Linked DNA regions of Homo sapiens: region 1 is linked to region 2. A link is a loop called in an ENCODE intact Hi-C map of the cell type or tissue named here. Cell type or tissue: psoas muscle. All regions are shown on one strand. Each heading gives the region's core, and the rest is flanking DNA. Links, peaks and the distances in the headings are about the cores only. Region 1 has its middle 150 kb from the start of LINC01724. Region 2 holds the start of LOC124904597 (LINE-1 retrotransposable element ORF2 protein-like).

What was found. Peaks named below come from ENCODE experiments on the same cell type or tissue, not always from the same donor. Only the 100,000 strongest peaks of a DNase experiment are listed, where the experiment ranks them.
Region 1: it touches region 2 in a loop (7-fold over the local background); 2 of 110 quality-filtered maps call a loop at or near these places.

What each region holds. Positions count from the first base shown.
Region 1 is chr1:195,938,646-195,946,999 of GRCh38, forward strand. No RefSeq gene overlaps it. Among named protein-coding and RNA genes, the nearest start is that of LINC01724, 150 kb to the right of the region's middle. In psoas muscle, for the core only: no CTCF peak of the experiment used is centred there; no DNase peak of the experiment used is centred there.
Region 2 is chr1:196,368,561-196,376,914 of GRCh38, forward strand. KCNT2 (potassium sodium-activated channel subfamily T member 2) reads right to left here. Exons shown (of 28, transcript NM_198503.5): 14 at 4,580-4,688. LOC124904597 (LINE-1 retrotransposable element ORF2 protein-like) reads right to left here and starts at 2,618. Exons shown (of 2, transcript XR_007067045.1): 1 at 1-2,618. RefSeq lists an enhancer at 5,172-5,708. In psoas muscle, for the core only: a CTCF peak has its summit at 4,563 (motif pointing left); no DNase peak of the experiment used is centred there.

The DNA.
Region 1 (8,354 bases), core at 237-8,236, 430 kb before region 2:
AACAAATCTGAATGTTACCTTATGCAATGAAAAAATGGAAAGCTTTAAATTTTCTCATCAAGGTATATAGGATTTTCCAAAATAAAAGCAGACATTCTCAAGAAATAGTGTTCCCTGCAATAGTTAGCAGAGACATCAGAAATTGTATTTCATTATAATCCAATCCAAGTTAAAATGAAAAGTCTGTCACTTCAAAAATCAAGAGGACAGTAAAAACATGTAAGTAAAGTTAGTCAAATGTTTGAGACTATTAACATTGATATTGAATAAAACTTTGTATGAAGGAAAATATTTCAAATAAACTTGATTATTGATCTGGAACAATAGTAACAAAGAAACAAAAAAGTGTGTGTTTTCCTCACAACAGCTGGGTTTAAATTAATAAATGTATAACCTAAAATTCATTATTTTCCAATTTTTAAAACATTTTACTGATTTAAATATACGGTATAGGCAATAGCTGTATAAAAATCATTAAAATTAGACAAGACTGTTACCAATTACAGTAACTGGCAGAAAAAACAATTGGCTCTGGAAGTTAAAAATGTTGCCTAAAAGGAGTTATGTGTAGGCCATTTTAAATAACTAGTCAGAGAAAAAAATTATTTTTCATTTTTCACAAAAGTTTGAGGTAGAAAATGCTGTATGTATTGAGTTTGGCTAATAATAATTTGTTTTACCCTTTTGGAAAAGTATTTTAAATGCCTCAGCCAATAAAGTTTGGAGTTAATTTTTTTATTTTAAGATACCATCTGTATAGCTACATTTTTTATACCAGCTTTTAAAATATGTTGAAATTAAAATAGCAGTTTTCATATTGGAGGGTTTTAATACCTTCCTAAACATGATAGTTTTCAACTATTAATCATATTATCATATGATAATATTAAAATGTGAAAGTATCCATGAGGTAGACCAAGGGTAAATCAAAATGTGAAGATATTTTTAGTTTTAACTGTCCAAAGGCAATTATAAACAACTTTCCAGTGAAAGTGAAAATCATGCCAGTTGTTTTAATAGTGTACTTTATGTATAAATAATAGAGGGATATTGCCAAATATTCTCTATTCTTCAGTTTCACAATTGAAATGGCATTTGTGCAAGAGAAATATCAACATCCCTAAGAGTTTTTGTGGCCTTGCTGTGTTTACTTCAAACCAAAAATCTCTGCTGTATACTCCTAAGCTCACAACAGCATCCTCAAATGCTATTTGTTTTACATGCGTTTAACTGGGTAACATAATGTCCAAATAAAGTTGATTAAATCAAAGAAGTTGATACTTTCCTAGGAAAAATAAGTCGAAGGGTAGCTTTTGGTTTGGCCCTTGAATAGCATCAAAGTTGCTAGTTCCTCTCTTCCACTCTGCTATCGCAGGGCATCAGGAAGTTTTCCCTCTTGGTCACAAGGTGGAGGCAAATGCTTAAAGCTTCACAACAATGACCAAAACCAGGAGTCTCTGTAGCAAAGGGGCCCTCTTCATATTTCTTTTTTCAAGAGCCCTTTTTTGTTGTTGTTTGTTAGAACTGGGCCACATGGCTAGCTGAATGCAAGTCTGGGGAAAAGATTGTTTGGGTATTTAGACTCTACTGTGGAAGACAAAGCTCTGCCAATAGAGAAGATTGTTGCAGTGATTAGCCATTGAGGACATAACTAAGCAAAACTACCATCATTACCATAGGCTCACTAAAGTCTTCCATGACCAAATGTATTTGAGAAACACTGGGTTAAACAAATTCAACAGGTTTCTTTACTGTGTGCTCTCAAATCTCACTAAAGACTTTGCGTTATCAGTCTCCAACAACAACAAAAAAATATGTTCCTTTTTCCATGTTAACTTTATTATAGCACCAAAATATTTTTATCTCATCAAATAAGATTAGAGGTCCTCACAAGCAGACTTTCAAAAATGCTGAAATAAGCTCATACTTCACTGGAAAAAAATCATAAAAAATGTAAAATTTCAAAGTAAATTTCATTTGCTTCCAAGGGACAGAGATCCACTCAATGTAAAATGAGAATAGGGAATAATTAAGGGGTATTAAGATATTTGCAAAACACAATTGAAAGATTTGAGGACTAGGAAAAAATGAGAATGAGGCAGCTACTCTTTTCTAATTCTCAAGCTCAGATTCTCCTTCTGGTTCTTTTGAGAGACATAAATTACACATAGATTAATTTATAGGCTGCCAATTAATCATATAGATGAATTATATAGATTATATATAATCTATAGGCTTCTTTTTAGTTATCCAAAATATGGACAGTTATGTTTCTTTCCCCTCTGTGACTTAGAGGGGAAAATATCTTTCCAAAGTCTTCCTAAGATTGGGTTTAACAGATCCATTTCCTATTTTGTAGTGTTAAAGCTGTTCTTATCAGATTCTAGATGACAAGCCTACTTCAATGCCTATCTGTCTGTTTTGTCTTTCTACCATTCTCCCTGTATCTCAGTCTGCCTTTTTGGTGTGTCATGAACAGAGAGCAATCACTCTCCACTTGAGGTCATTGAACATAGTTTTCTTTTTCTACTAAAACTTTGACTTTTATTTTTTTCGGCTGATGATTGTTAAAAAGAGTCAGATTCATCTGAGAAAAGATATATGTCTGGCCAGCAACTTGTGGTGGGATAATTTAGAGTATCAGGACAAGTTTTCTAGAGGCTCCTTTGTAAGGACACATTACCTGTTGACAGTCGAGGTGGATGCAGAGGAGCCTATGCTCTGAAAAAATTAGGAAAAAGTAATAGGAAGATATTTTTCTGGTTGTAAAATAGGATAGGTGCCCATTTGACAGATTTCTAAGGTGCAGTAAAATACAAAATTAGCTATTCCTAGTCAGATGGAGAAAGCACATAGTCATTTTTCTATGTTTCTAACCACTGAGTTTCAAACTCAGAGAGTGTGTAGAAACAAAGAAAATTTCTTGGGGAGTTTCACCATACAAAAAGATCATAGGGTGGGGAAAAAGTCAGTTAACTGAATGTGATTCCTGCAAATAAGATTATTTAAAAGATAAAGAAGAATAGAAAACTTCTAAGAAGAGTATGGAAAACTAACATTGTATAAATTTAGAAAACTGAATGATTAATTTGTTAAAAATGTGAACTAAAGCATAAGAAGAATATAGTGGATATATAACTTTAGTTTCCCCACATTGTACTTTTTTTTTTTTTTCAGTTAGTTCCTTCATTCAACACTATACCCAACTAGATATAGACATGCTCTTCAGAAACTTACAGTCTAGAGAACTGAGAGTCTTAAGGATCTAAAGATATAGGTTAAATGCTGCTTTAAGACCCCATGCTGAGTGCTTCACAAAGACTGCAACAGAAGCTGTCATACTTTACCCCATAAGTGGAATGAAGAGATCAGACATAACATTATCAAAGCTAAATCTTCTGACATTGGAATATGCCTTTAAACATTCACAGCTCAAAGCCACGAAGGCCAACTACTTCAGAAACCTTAGGAAAACCCTAGTATATGAAGTTACATTTTTTTCTCTACCATCATTCTCTGGTTTCTTATTCTGCTTTCAACCTCCTTTCTGTTTCTGAGACATGCCAAGTATATTCTCATCGCTGAATTTTTTTTGTCTTTTTTTTCAATAGGATTTTATTCTTAAACTTAAGCATTGTAATAGTTACTGAAATATGGCTTGAAACCTATTTCTGTGTCCTTCAAGCCCACCCACTCCACACCCCCAAGACACACACAATGGCCCTAATCTCAATCATCATCTTCTTTTTATTCTACTCCTAGCATTTCCCCTTCTTATATACAATATTTTGGAGCTAGACCCTATATCTTTGAATCTCTTGTCATATGTTTCAGCATGGCACTTTCTTCCAAAGGAGAAAACATATTACATTAATCCTAGCATTTTCCCTCCAATATTTTGGAACAAAACCTATATCTTTGAATCACTTGTCATATGTTTCAGCATGGCTCTTTCATCCAAAGAAGAAAACACATTACGTAAGAAAAATGAAATACCATTGAGCATAGTTTTTGGAATGTATTGGCTATGGTCTGAATGAAAGCATTCAGACAATAAATATATTTGCCCTTCACACATAAAGGCTTTGTGCCCCAAAATTTATGTATTGAAACCTAGTAATCAATGTGATAGCACTGGCAGGGTATGGCCTTTGGGTAGTGATTGGTTCATTAGGACAGAGCCCTTATGAACAGAATATACCCTTATAAAGGAAAGGAAATTAGGGTTTTCTGTTGAAGAACTATTAGAGTGACTATAAAGAGTGATTTGTTCTTTTGCTCAAGAGCAGTAAACAAAATTCAATTTTTATATTATTTTTGGTGACTAATGCAAGCAGATAGAATTGGAAAACACACACTGAGATGCTTTCTGTCCACACTGGACTGAAAAGCCTGTATAACCATCAATAATACTCAAGAAGTATTAAACAGGTGTGCAATCATACACCTCATTTTGCATATGCCCTTGAAATCCGGTGGTAAGAACTGGAACGTAATTGTTGTCTAGTTAAGTATACGTACACATCTGCACATGATTACTTCTAACAAAACTAGAGGGAGAAGTGGGAGAGTGAGACTGATGACAATAGAGAAAATGTTATATGAGGACACAATGAGAAAGCAGCTGTCTGCAATCCGAAGAGAAAGGCCTCACAAGAAACCAACCCTGCTGGCACATTAATCTTGGACTTCCAACCTCTAGAATGGTGAAAGCATTAATTTCCGTTGTTTAAGCCACCCAGTCTGAGGTATTGTGTTCTAGCAGTCCAACCGGACTAATATGAGTCCTGAGAGCAAAATGATCCTAATCGGCAGACATTCAGTGTGGAGACAGACTTAGGAATAGGCTCAGAGGATGAGCTAACAGTGGATCAAGCTTCAGTATGAGGCTCTGACTGGGAAGGCTTGCACATTCTTAGTTGTCCAATTACTAGCACTAACAGTCTAAATAAAGTGATTCTGCTGAAAAAAACTATCACTCAGGTCTGGATACTATCGTAAAAATAATCTTATTACTAGTGGCCCAAGCCATTGATATAAAATATCATCTTAAAAAAGATGAATACACGAAGAAGGTAACTTTTCTATATATGTCAGAAAGAATGGTGAGCCTTGGACTTGGGTGATTAATACCTCCAGTCATTATCATCAGTACAGTAACATCTCATTACACAGGAGTTTTGGAGAAAGTACTCTGCAAAGAGCCAGGCATTCATGTTGATGTGACAACACATATGTGCATAGACTGGTGAAGCCTATGATGCAAATTGGAAATATGCAACAAATAATTTTTATTTGGCATAATATTCTGAAGGTAACTAGTAAAATTATATTCTTTACTGATATCATTAATAATTATATTTTAATGGACATATTTTAGTAATTCTTCAAGAAGTATCCAATGAAAGTCAAATTTTTGAAGACAGATGATGTGGGGCTAGAGATGGAGAAACTATTACGTAAATTAGTTAGCTCTTCATTTTAATTCCCAGAGCATTTTACACTTAAAACATGCATAACTAATCAATGTACCCTCAAGGTAACATTTCCAACTTGGTATGAAGAAAAAATACTAGGAAAAGAAAGCCCCATTTTTGTTAACAAAGCTATTTGCTGAATTAAATGAGTAATACTTAGAAAACATATCTATAAATGTCAGAAATTTGATTTTTAAATACTATAAAGCTGCATTTAGCCTAAATTTGCTGTCATAAATCATGTCATATCAAATACATCAGTTTTTTAGATAAAAGAATCTATATACTTCTATATTATTGACTCTATATATGTACTACCTTAATTATTTGGCATTTAAGACTTCAAATAATTTCTTTAATTAAATTATTGACATTAGTTAAGATTCTTAGACATCTTGTAATGAGTTTTTGAAGACAAGTGTAATGAAGACCAAAAGTATTAACTACGTTTTCCAAGACTACAAAGGTATTTGAGCCATAACATACTGATGATCCTGAAAGGCCAGTGAGGCTCTTGAGATTTCTGGAAATGTATCTTTTACTCTATCAAGATCCTAAATCTATATTGAGATTTTGACATTACTATACTTTATGGGAAAAATTGCAAAGCTTTTTATACTTATAGTCACCTTCTCTAGGGTCCATTTTGAGAGGACTTTATATGAATACTGAATCCTTAAAGTCAAGAACTGTCTATTCTACTTCTTCATACTCTCAGAACATAGTATATAGTCTATTATACCAAGTGTGCTCAATAAATATTAGGTTAGTGCAAACTTAGTTGTGATTTTTGCCATGTAATTGCGGCCTTTGCCATTAAAAGTAATGGCAAAAATGACAATTAATTTTGTATCAACCTAATATTAGGAAAAGAATAAATGAGCATCATGAAGTTCCTTGCCAGTCACTTTTTCCCAGAAAAGAAGAACCATCTTCCCATGGAATTCCTCCCCTAGTGAGAATGGAAGCACAGTTAGACTAGGGATTAGTATACACTGCCAAGAAGTACAGCACTTCATAATTACAGATAAGCCAAATGATAATAATATGTAAAATGGTAAAATTCAAATCATTAATATCTTCTATGCACTTTCTTCTTATAAACATTGTTGGAAAATTAGGGAGGAATGCATGGGTGTTCAGAGGATTTAAAAAGTTTCACCTTGCTATGAGAATTAATTATAATTTATATATCAATCTGAATTGATAATATATAAGGTACAGCTGACCTTTCCCTTTCTCTAAATGCTTGTGTTTTCTTTCAAATGCAGATTTTTGCAAATACAATTAAAGAGATTGCTTAAATCTTCAACTTCATATTAATCAAAATAAGAAATTATGTACCTAAGATGGTTAGAAAGAGAAGACAAACTTCCAGTTAGTTTATTATTACATTTTGCCCTTTGAAATATTAACAGCCAATTGCTTAGCTTATTTAGAGGAATGATCACATTTCAAATAGATTATATTGAATATGAATATTTACATTATATTATCTGAAACATCTAATTTTTAACAAATGTACAGATTCTCAGATTCTGAGTCCTTGAAAGTGAGATTTAAAAGTCTGTAATTTAATTAACTACCCAGGATTCAGACCTGCTGCTGCTGGGGCAGCTCAGGCACCCTTTATTCCTGTTCCCCTCCTTCAACACCTTTTAGTACCACTATTTTGAAGCAGAAAACATAAACCTTGAAAATGAGCCAAGGAAACAGTTAGTATACTGTGCTGGAAATGCTAATGGGATAAGGAAAGGGATTATAAATACATTTAAACTGAGACAAGCAGTATCTTGGCCTCTCCTCTGAGGATATTGTCTTCTTTCGAATTTATTCCTCTCCTCTTTGTATTGATTCTTTTTAATTTTGTCCATCATGCAACTGGTACAAGAATACAAGTCTCAGGCTAGCTACCATTTTGAAAAAATGATCTTTGAATTTTGTAGGACAAAGTGGGGCCTCTAAGAAAGGACGTCTCAGACTGCAAAATATTTTCTTTTCTAGAAATTATGGAGAAATATTTTCTTTTCTGTCTGGGTTCATCTGAATGTAATTCTTCCCCACTCATTTATTCACTTACTCAGTTAGCAAGTATTTATCCAGTTGCAACCACATGCCAGGCAGTGTAATAAACACTATTGAACAGGCTCTAACAGTGTTCACAGAACCTACGCTCATAGAGCTTATGTCCCATGGCAAGAGTAGACAATAAACAAATAAGTAGACCTACCATAATTGAAGATTCCTGTGAGGAAAGAATATCATCAGGTAAATTGGGATTTAGGGCTTCTGCTGGAGTAAGGGATCAGGGGTAATGTTTTGGGCAGGTGGTCAGAGAAGATCTCTGATAGAAGATTTAAAAAAGAAAAAGAACAAGTCACAATGCTATCTGGGGAAACAGCAGTCCAGGTAGAAGCCACAGTATTTAAAATCTGAATTTGGAGAGTGTTTGCTCAGCTAAGCATGAGCTAGGCCAGTGCAGCTATGCTGGAGAGAAAAAGGGACATATGACAGGAAAACATGTCAAAGTTAAAATAAGGAACATTCCGTATACAGCTTTGTAAGCACGGAATTTCACTTTTGTTCTTAGTGACTTGAGAAGCCTCTAGAGTGACTGTCGGAACAGAGACCTCACTTGCTAAAACTAAGTTAAAAACCCTTGGTTAGCCTTTAGCATATGTAGTAAGAATCACTGATGTCTCCAGCCTGGCTTACGTTTAATGTGCTCCCTCAAATGGTTTAATCTGTTAGCTGAATATTAGTTACAGCTGGTAATTAATTAATATCATTTCCTGGTCTAAGATGTCTTCTTTGATAAGGAAATGCAAGTTATCTTACACTCAATAAAAACAAAGCAATGTGAGTCTCATAGCTCAG
Region 2 (8,354 bases), core at 189-8,188:
TTTCAGAAGTCCTCAGAGAACAGCCTCCAAAATGCTTGCTCAGTCTTAATCTAGAATCATCTATGTTGTTAACAATCCAGTTCCTTTTAGAAATCCTATCTCAGTGTTATTTTATTATGCTATACTATATTTGCTTTCCTTTTCTTCACTCTATTTCCTAGAATTAATAAATTCCTAGAAAATAGTCTCAAATTGTCATTTCTCCCAAATCCCTACTACTTCCTCCTTCACATTTGTGAGCCTGACTGGCACGATCCACCACCTCAGGAACCAAGCGTGCAGCAATTCCTACCACATTATGTCTTCATCAGAAAGCAAATACATCCAATATCAAACCACTTTTCCTTCTGCCAACTATGTACTTCATTATTTTCTACTGTCCAGTGTCAATAAGTGAGGAGATTTTCTTTTTTTCCCCCTCTCTCTTTTCTACACTCATATCTAATCAGTGGCAAACTTCTGTGAATTCTAACTAAGCAGTATTTTTCTTATCAATTCTCTCTTTTTCTTACCCCTCGATTATTACTGAGGTGAAAAAGATTACCTCATGGATGGGACTAATTAAGTATTGTGAAAACAAATTGAAAGACAAAGAAAATGAATTGCTAAATTTTTAAAATTCTGATAAAGCTGAAATGTAATCAGGATGGGCCAGTTGAATGTTAACAAACTGGACTGATAATCCAGCATTTCCTTGTGGAAATCATTATAGTCCATGTTCAAAGGTGATTTTTTCTAAAGAATAAATTTTTTTTTATTTATTTTTGTTTTTTTATTATTATACTTTAAGTTTTAGGGTACATGTGCACATTGTGCAGGTTAGTTACATATGTATACATGTGCCATGCTGGTGTGCTGCACCCACTAACTCGTCATCTAGCATTAGGTATATTTCCCAGTGCTATCCCTCCCTCCTCCCCCCACCCCACAACAGTCCCCAGAATGTGATGTTCCCCTTCCTGTGTCCATGTGATCTCATTGTTCAATTCCCACCTATGAGTGAGAATATGTGGTGTTTGGTTTTTTGTTCCTGCGATAGTTTACTGAGAATGATGATTTCCAATTTCATCCATGTCCCTACAAAGGACATGAACTCATCCTTTTTTATGGCTGCATAATAATCCATGGTGTATATGTGCCACATTTTCTTAATCCAGTCTATCATTGTTGGACATTTGGGTTGGTTCCAAGTCTTTGCTATTGTGAATAATGCCGCAATAAACATATGTGTGCATGTGTCTTTATAGCAGCATGATTTATAGTCCTTTGGGTATATACCCAGTAATGGGATGGCTGGGTCAAATGGTATTTCTAGTTCTAGATCCCTGAGGAATCACCACACTGCGAAGGACATGAACAGACACTTCTCAAAAGAAGACATTTATGCAGCCAAAAAACACATGAAAAAATGCTCACCATCACTGGCCATCAGAGAAATGCAAATCAAAACCACAATGAGATACCATCTCACACCAGTTAGAATGGCAATCATTAAAAAGTCAGGAAACAACAGGTGCTGGAGAGGATGTGGAGAAATAGGAACACTTTTACACTGTTGGTGGGACTGTAAACTAGTTCAACCATTGTGGAAGAATAAATTTATTTTCATTGAGAATAAACTTATTTTTGACAAGATTGCCAAATAAATAAAAATGCTAATTTAATCAACAATAAGACATACCACTGCCAAGAGCACAGAACACTCAAATGTAAATAAAGTGAGCGGGTCTGAAAAATGAGGAAAAAAATTGAGAAGCATTAAAATACAGAATAAACTCTCTAAAAATATAAATTACACAGTTCTATGAAGTCATCTAATTTATTTATGACTGACAGATCAGCTAGAACTGGAATTAACATAATAACAAATAGAAAAAGAAAATGTTATATTGTAAGAGTTTTAATCAGCCTTGGGAATTGTATTAGTCAGAGTACTGGGTAAGTTGCTGGAGAGACCACTTCATGCCCACTAGGATGGTTATGATAAAAAAAAGCGCGGATAATTACGAATACTGCTGATGATGTAAAGAAAGTAGCATCCTGATATATTGATGATGATAATCAAAGTGCTATTGGAAAAATATTCTGACAGTTCCTAAAGAAGCTAAACAGAGTGACCATACGACCCAGCAATTCTACTCCTAGATATAGACGCAAGAAAATGAAAGCCTATGTTACACAAAAACCTTTTCACAAATGTTAACAGCAGCATTGTGAAAATGTTAGAAGCAACCCAAATACCCACCAACTGATGAGTGGAAAAATAAAATGTGATATATCCATGCAATGGAATATTATTCAGTTGTAAAAAGGAATAAAGTGCTGGTGCATATTACAATATGAATGAACCTTGAAAAACATTATGTACAATGTTCAACATTTGGGTGACCAGTACACTAGAAGCCCAATCTCTACCATTATGCAATGCACCCAAGTAACCAACATGCACATATATCCCCTGAATCTAAAGCAAAACCAAATTATTTAAAATTCTTTACGTTCATTTATTTACTGTATTACCAAATATACTAAAATGATTTCAGCTGAGCCTAATGGCTCAGGTCTGTAATTCCAGCACTTTGGAAGGCCAAGTCAGATGGATCACTTGAGCCCAGGAGTTCGAGACTAGCCTGGGCAACATGGCAAAATCCCGTCACTACAAAAAAAAAAAAAAAAAAAAAAAAAAAAAGCCTGGCATGGTGGTTCATGACTATAGTCCCAGCTACTGTGGAGGCTGCAGTAAATCTATAAAAGCAGAAATAGATTGTGGTTGCCTAGGGCTGCAAGAATTGGTGGGGGGAAAATGTAGGGTGATGCTAAAGGGTAGATAATTTCTTTATGTGGTTCTGGAATCATTTAATGGTGATGGTTGGATAATTCTATGAATATACTTTTAACATATTGAATTGTACACTTTAAATGGGTGAATTGTATAGTATGTAAGTTTTATTTCAATAAATCTACTATAAGAAGTTATTATGGTGGATGATAGCATTTACTGTGACACAGTTGTAAAATAATTTTGCAAGTCACTCTTATTTAAAGGAAATCCTTAATTATATAACAATGTTTTCAACAACATTGCTTTCTTTTTTAATAAGGCAAAATTCATTAGAGTATGTTGGGAAACGTCTTATTCTAAGGATCACTAAAATCTTTTTTTAACTTATGTGAAGTATAATTCTTTTTCACCAGGCAATACTGTTTGTCAATAAATAATATTTACTAGGAGATGCACAACGAAATTTAACTTCAGTCATGAGTAATGAGCTGTGTTATATAGTGTTTATGGGACTTATTTTATCACTCATGTATACAACAATGAAGTTGCCTAGATAGTCATCATTACAGTTGTCTGAGTCTGTACGAAGACGTTACGGAAAAATAATGAAGACACTTGATGAGTTCTATGAATGTTCACTTAATTGGTGTTAAAATAATTTTTAGTACTTTATTTAATTGCATCAAAATGACAAACACTTTCTGCAAAGAAGATAAACGTCATTCCTAATCCTGTTACATCCTTCCTATTGCACAGATTAAAGGCTTGTAAGTATATAGAATAGAAATATTCCTATTCACAACTTTGAGAAAATTGCTCCTAAGAAACTTTTACCATCCCAATTAGGCAGTCAGAAGTAAGACAGTAAAATCTAATTTATATAACACTGAGTATTTACTACTTTTAAATTAACAACTTATCCATCTATAAATAAATCTCAAAAAAGAATTTTCCTTTTTCTGGATTTATTTGATTTGACACTTCACCTAAACAATTATCAATTAACTTACTTAATATGAGTAATCATAACCACTAGCATAAGTGGAATTTACTTCGAAAATCAACATTTTGTCTGAAATATAAGATTAGAAATATGACAAGATATGAAATGAAGTACATTTGTCTCTTTAAATAAGAGCAATGACTATGTTCACTAGTTATATTTTCTTTGATCATCCTAGTCAAAAACAACTTCTGTATTTCATAAAACTCTATCAAAATAAACAAACAAGAATAAAAAAGGTTCTAATGGTACAACTTTCTCCAACCTTGAAATGCATATAAAAAGTGATTTATACTGCATTAGCTAATTTTATACAACTACTTTGTTATTATTCTATTATAAAATTGCCATTTTGACATCAATTGTGTACATTAAGCTTTCAGATAAAACTTACCTCAGGAACAGAAAAATTTGACTTTAAGTTCTTATACTAATAACTGTGAGAATCCTTTAATTAAATGTTTCATTTGCTGCAGAAGTATTCATCTTTAAAATAAAAATAATGTCCTAATCCTAGGCCTAACAAATGATGCCGGCACTTAGAATTTACTAATAAGTTGCAACAAACTATCTCAAGACTACTGAGAAAAGACAGCAAATTACTCACTTTTTGTATGTCTTGGATTCTTTAACATGTCTTTATTTATCTACCAGATAAAGATAACTCACACAAATTCAAGTATAGGTACATATCTAGCTGTATACGTAGGCCTTCTATATTTTTAAATCACATAACTGCCCTTATTGTTTTTTATATAATTTAAAAGGTTAACTTAAAGAAAAAATATACTTACTGCCCTCTAGAGGTATGAACCAGTAGTGTAATAAGTGTAGATGTTGCTGGGCATATACAGTTTAAAGCTAACATGGCGTATTTAAACTCTTCTTCACAAACAACATGATCTGTTTGAAATAAAATAGGTAAATTAGAATAATTTACCTTTGGAGAGTAATAAAATGTAAAAAATAAAACAAAATGAATAAAATGGTAAAAGTCTCAATATAAACATACTTGTTTTAGAGATGTTTTTACAAGTGCAATTTTATCCCCAGGAAATATATCTCCTAAGAAAGAGTACTGGAGTATGGGTTAAGTGATTGGCTTGGGGGTCACTCCTGTCTCAACAAATTTAGCAACCTTTGCTAAAATGCTTAACCCTGTCTTAACAAAATTGGCAACTTTTGGTAAAATGCTTAATCTTCCTATGCCTAGCAGGTGGGTTTGAGGTGTGGTCTAAAATATTTCAAATACTTTATAAAGTCTCCTTTTGTTCTGATAATTCTATAGTATAAAATACAACAGTACTGATTTAGAAGAGTACTGATATATCAAATTCATAATGACACAGCATAAATTTTAGAAAGTAATTATTAAAAGATTTAGCAGATAATATGTGCCTAGCATAGAAGAAATATATTTGATACTATGAAAATAACTGTAATATCAAGCAATAGAATTTGCTAAAATAAATTGAAATTAAAATTGTACTTTAACTCCAAATTCCTAAAAGTCATAAACCCAAAAGATGATAGGGTCCAACCAGAAAACATAATAAATGGCTGCTGAAATTCAATGACATAAAAATAATAGTGCTAGAAATGAGAGCACATGGGAAAGTGCAGGCCACATCTAAAGAGAATGATGCTACTCAGGCCAAGCATTGTTATGCAGGAATGAGGGCTCAGATGCCAGATATTCTATTTTCTACAGAAGTCGTGTTTTTAAAAAGTGATTAAATAGTGTTTATTTTGGAAAAAACAAAAACCTGTTTTCCCAAATAAACAAGTATAGCTGGTATTAAAAATAAAGAGAAGGTTTAAAATTCTAAGAAAATACATATTCTTAGGCAGAAAAGTAGCACTTTTAGCAAAATTAAGAAATAGAAGATCAAATTTGTCAGTGAGCTAGATCTATAAAATGAATACATAACACCATACAATTTATGAAGAAAGAAGAAAAGGTTACATGGGAAATGGTTTAGCAAATGCTCTGGACAAACATTGACTTTCGTTCTGCCCTGTTTTTATAATATGATTTAGTACATGAGATAGCATACTACTTTTTATTTTGCTTTCATTTTTTATTGTTTCTCTTTCACATTTTATGGAAGAAAATATATACTATGGATATATGTCAGGATTTACTCAAAAATACAAAAATATCAAGTTTCTACTGATAATCTCTCTCCCCACACCCACTTGTCAATATATTATAATTGACATAAAATGTTTTTGAAATACATAACCAGATTATTTATTGCTTTGCAGGAAAGGCAAGCAGATTCTAGATACAATTTTGAATGCAGGGAAGTGTACATAAGATTTGCAAAAGAAGAGTGTTTTTAAACTATCATTTCAATATTATCTCAAAATAATTTTGAGTGTGTATGCCCAATCTGTGAAAATAGAGTGACAAAACTGCTAAACCCGGAATGTTATTACTGTAGAATCATATGATATCAATACATAGGGAACCCATAAATTTCAAATCAAAAATTAGAACAGATGATCTGAGAAAAATATGTACATTTATTACCACATAGAATTGTTAAAATTTCAAACTGTAACAGAAAATTTGGAAGGTATGATTACCATATATGCAATGTAGCATGCAATTATTAACTTTTCCTTACTACAGTGCACAAACCATATTTCTTTCAGTAGGGGAATGTGAGAAAATGTGATGGATGTGTTATACTTTGAAAATATCTCATTGTATTTTCCTTCAATAGTTAAAAAAGTAAAAAAAATAATTAGGTCTCCTCCCTTTTCTTCAATAAATGTGTGCATCTGAGTTTGGGGGGCAATGGCTGTGGGAAGATTTTGCTGCAGTGGCTAATGTTTCAAAAACTGTACTAATCAGAGAAAATTAGAAGGAAGCAAAAGATTCCTACATTTCGATAGTCATTTTTGTATTTGCATGTGTCTTTTTTCTACATTTGGTAAAAGTTTTACAGTGTCTATCAGCCCTTTCAACAATAAGTATATGTACTACCATCAATGGTGGCAATTTTACACATAAACACAAAGTATGTATGCACTGTTCCTTTGTACACTGAATTATCTAGGGATGCAACTGCGGTGTAAATTAAGAGAAATTTTACTTTATTATGTTTAGCATTGTATGTAAGTCATTAATAAAAATTAATATATGATATGTATCAGTCAAAACCTAGCACCTTGTCATTGGTAAAAGTGTCTTTTTTTCCCACTGTCTTCTTGTTTATTCATGCCTGAGTGTTTACATATTAAAAAAACATGCTTTTTATTATTATTTCCATTTTTTCTCTTTCATATTAGAATTAGAATATTATACTAACTTTTTATACTTTATGTGTATAGATAGTTATATTTACTCTGAATTTCATTTCAAAATAGTGTAGGAAGTGTTGCAAAATATTTATTATAAAAAGAGAGTACTGGATCAGAGAAAATAACCATTTTTAGATAAATAAGTTAATATATAATTATCATGAAAGCCTTTGTTAGAACAAATGTAAATTCAGTACTCTTTTCATTAAGAAAGCTATTTAATTTCTAAGAATGGAAAATACAAGGAAAAAGATATGATATAATATTCAACTGGATAATAATCTTTATTTGCATGCATCACAGAGAGCTAAAACTCAATCTGAAAAATAGAACTGCTTCTATATCTAGACTTGTCCTCTTAGGTCCAAATCCATCCTTCCTCTTGGGACATTTTTTAGAACTAACCACTAATCCTCAGCCTGAATTAAAATACTGAAAATATTCCTTCATTCTAACTGCCCCTCATTTCCCAATACATTATAATAGCCAAAGTTTATGGATTATACAATCAAATTCCCCTCTCTTTCTTTTTTTCCCATTGTCATTCTCACTACTTACTACAGGTTTCTAATACATCCATAATTCTTAAGGCTCAGATATCAAATTTCAGAATTAAAAAATATTCAGATTTTAGAAAGGCAATATGTTTCATCTACCAGACACTATATAACATATCCAAGGAACAACCTATTCCTAAAAATATCATTGTTTCTGCAGCTAAATGTTTGAATATTTATACTAAGTAGAAAAAATAAAGGGTTAAATAGCTTCATGGCAGTTCAGTGCAGGAACTACCACCAAATAATTTCAGATAATTTCGTGTTTTACCACCAAGACTACAAAAATATTTTCATGTTGCAGAGATTCCTGGTTTTGGAATTACAGCTAAGGGATTGTGGACTGTTATTCAAACTCTGATGTTCTTTCCTCTAGGCTAACAACTTTCTAATTGGTTTTCATGTTTTCCAACTCTTTAGCATTCCACCTTGTAAGACTTGATTACATAATTTGGGTCACTCTTGACACATTCAACTAAAATAAAACCATCCCTATAAATTTTATTAAACCAATTAAAAAAGAAAGAAGGAGGAGAAATGAAATAAAACAAGCTTGCAGCACCATTCAGCATTAATCATTAGGTCAGCTTACTTTCTGACCCGCTTCCTCATAGTTGTTTCCCTATTGCCCACAAACCACATAAACACTGTCACAAGTGTAATCGAAGATGTAGGTTATTAATAATGTGCCATGACATTC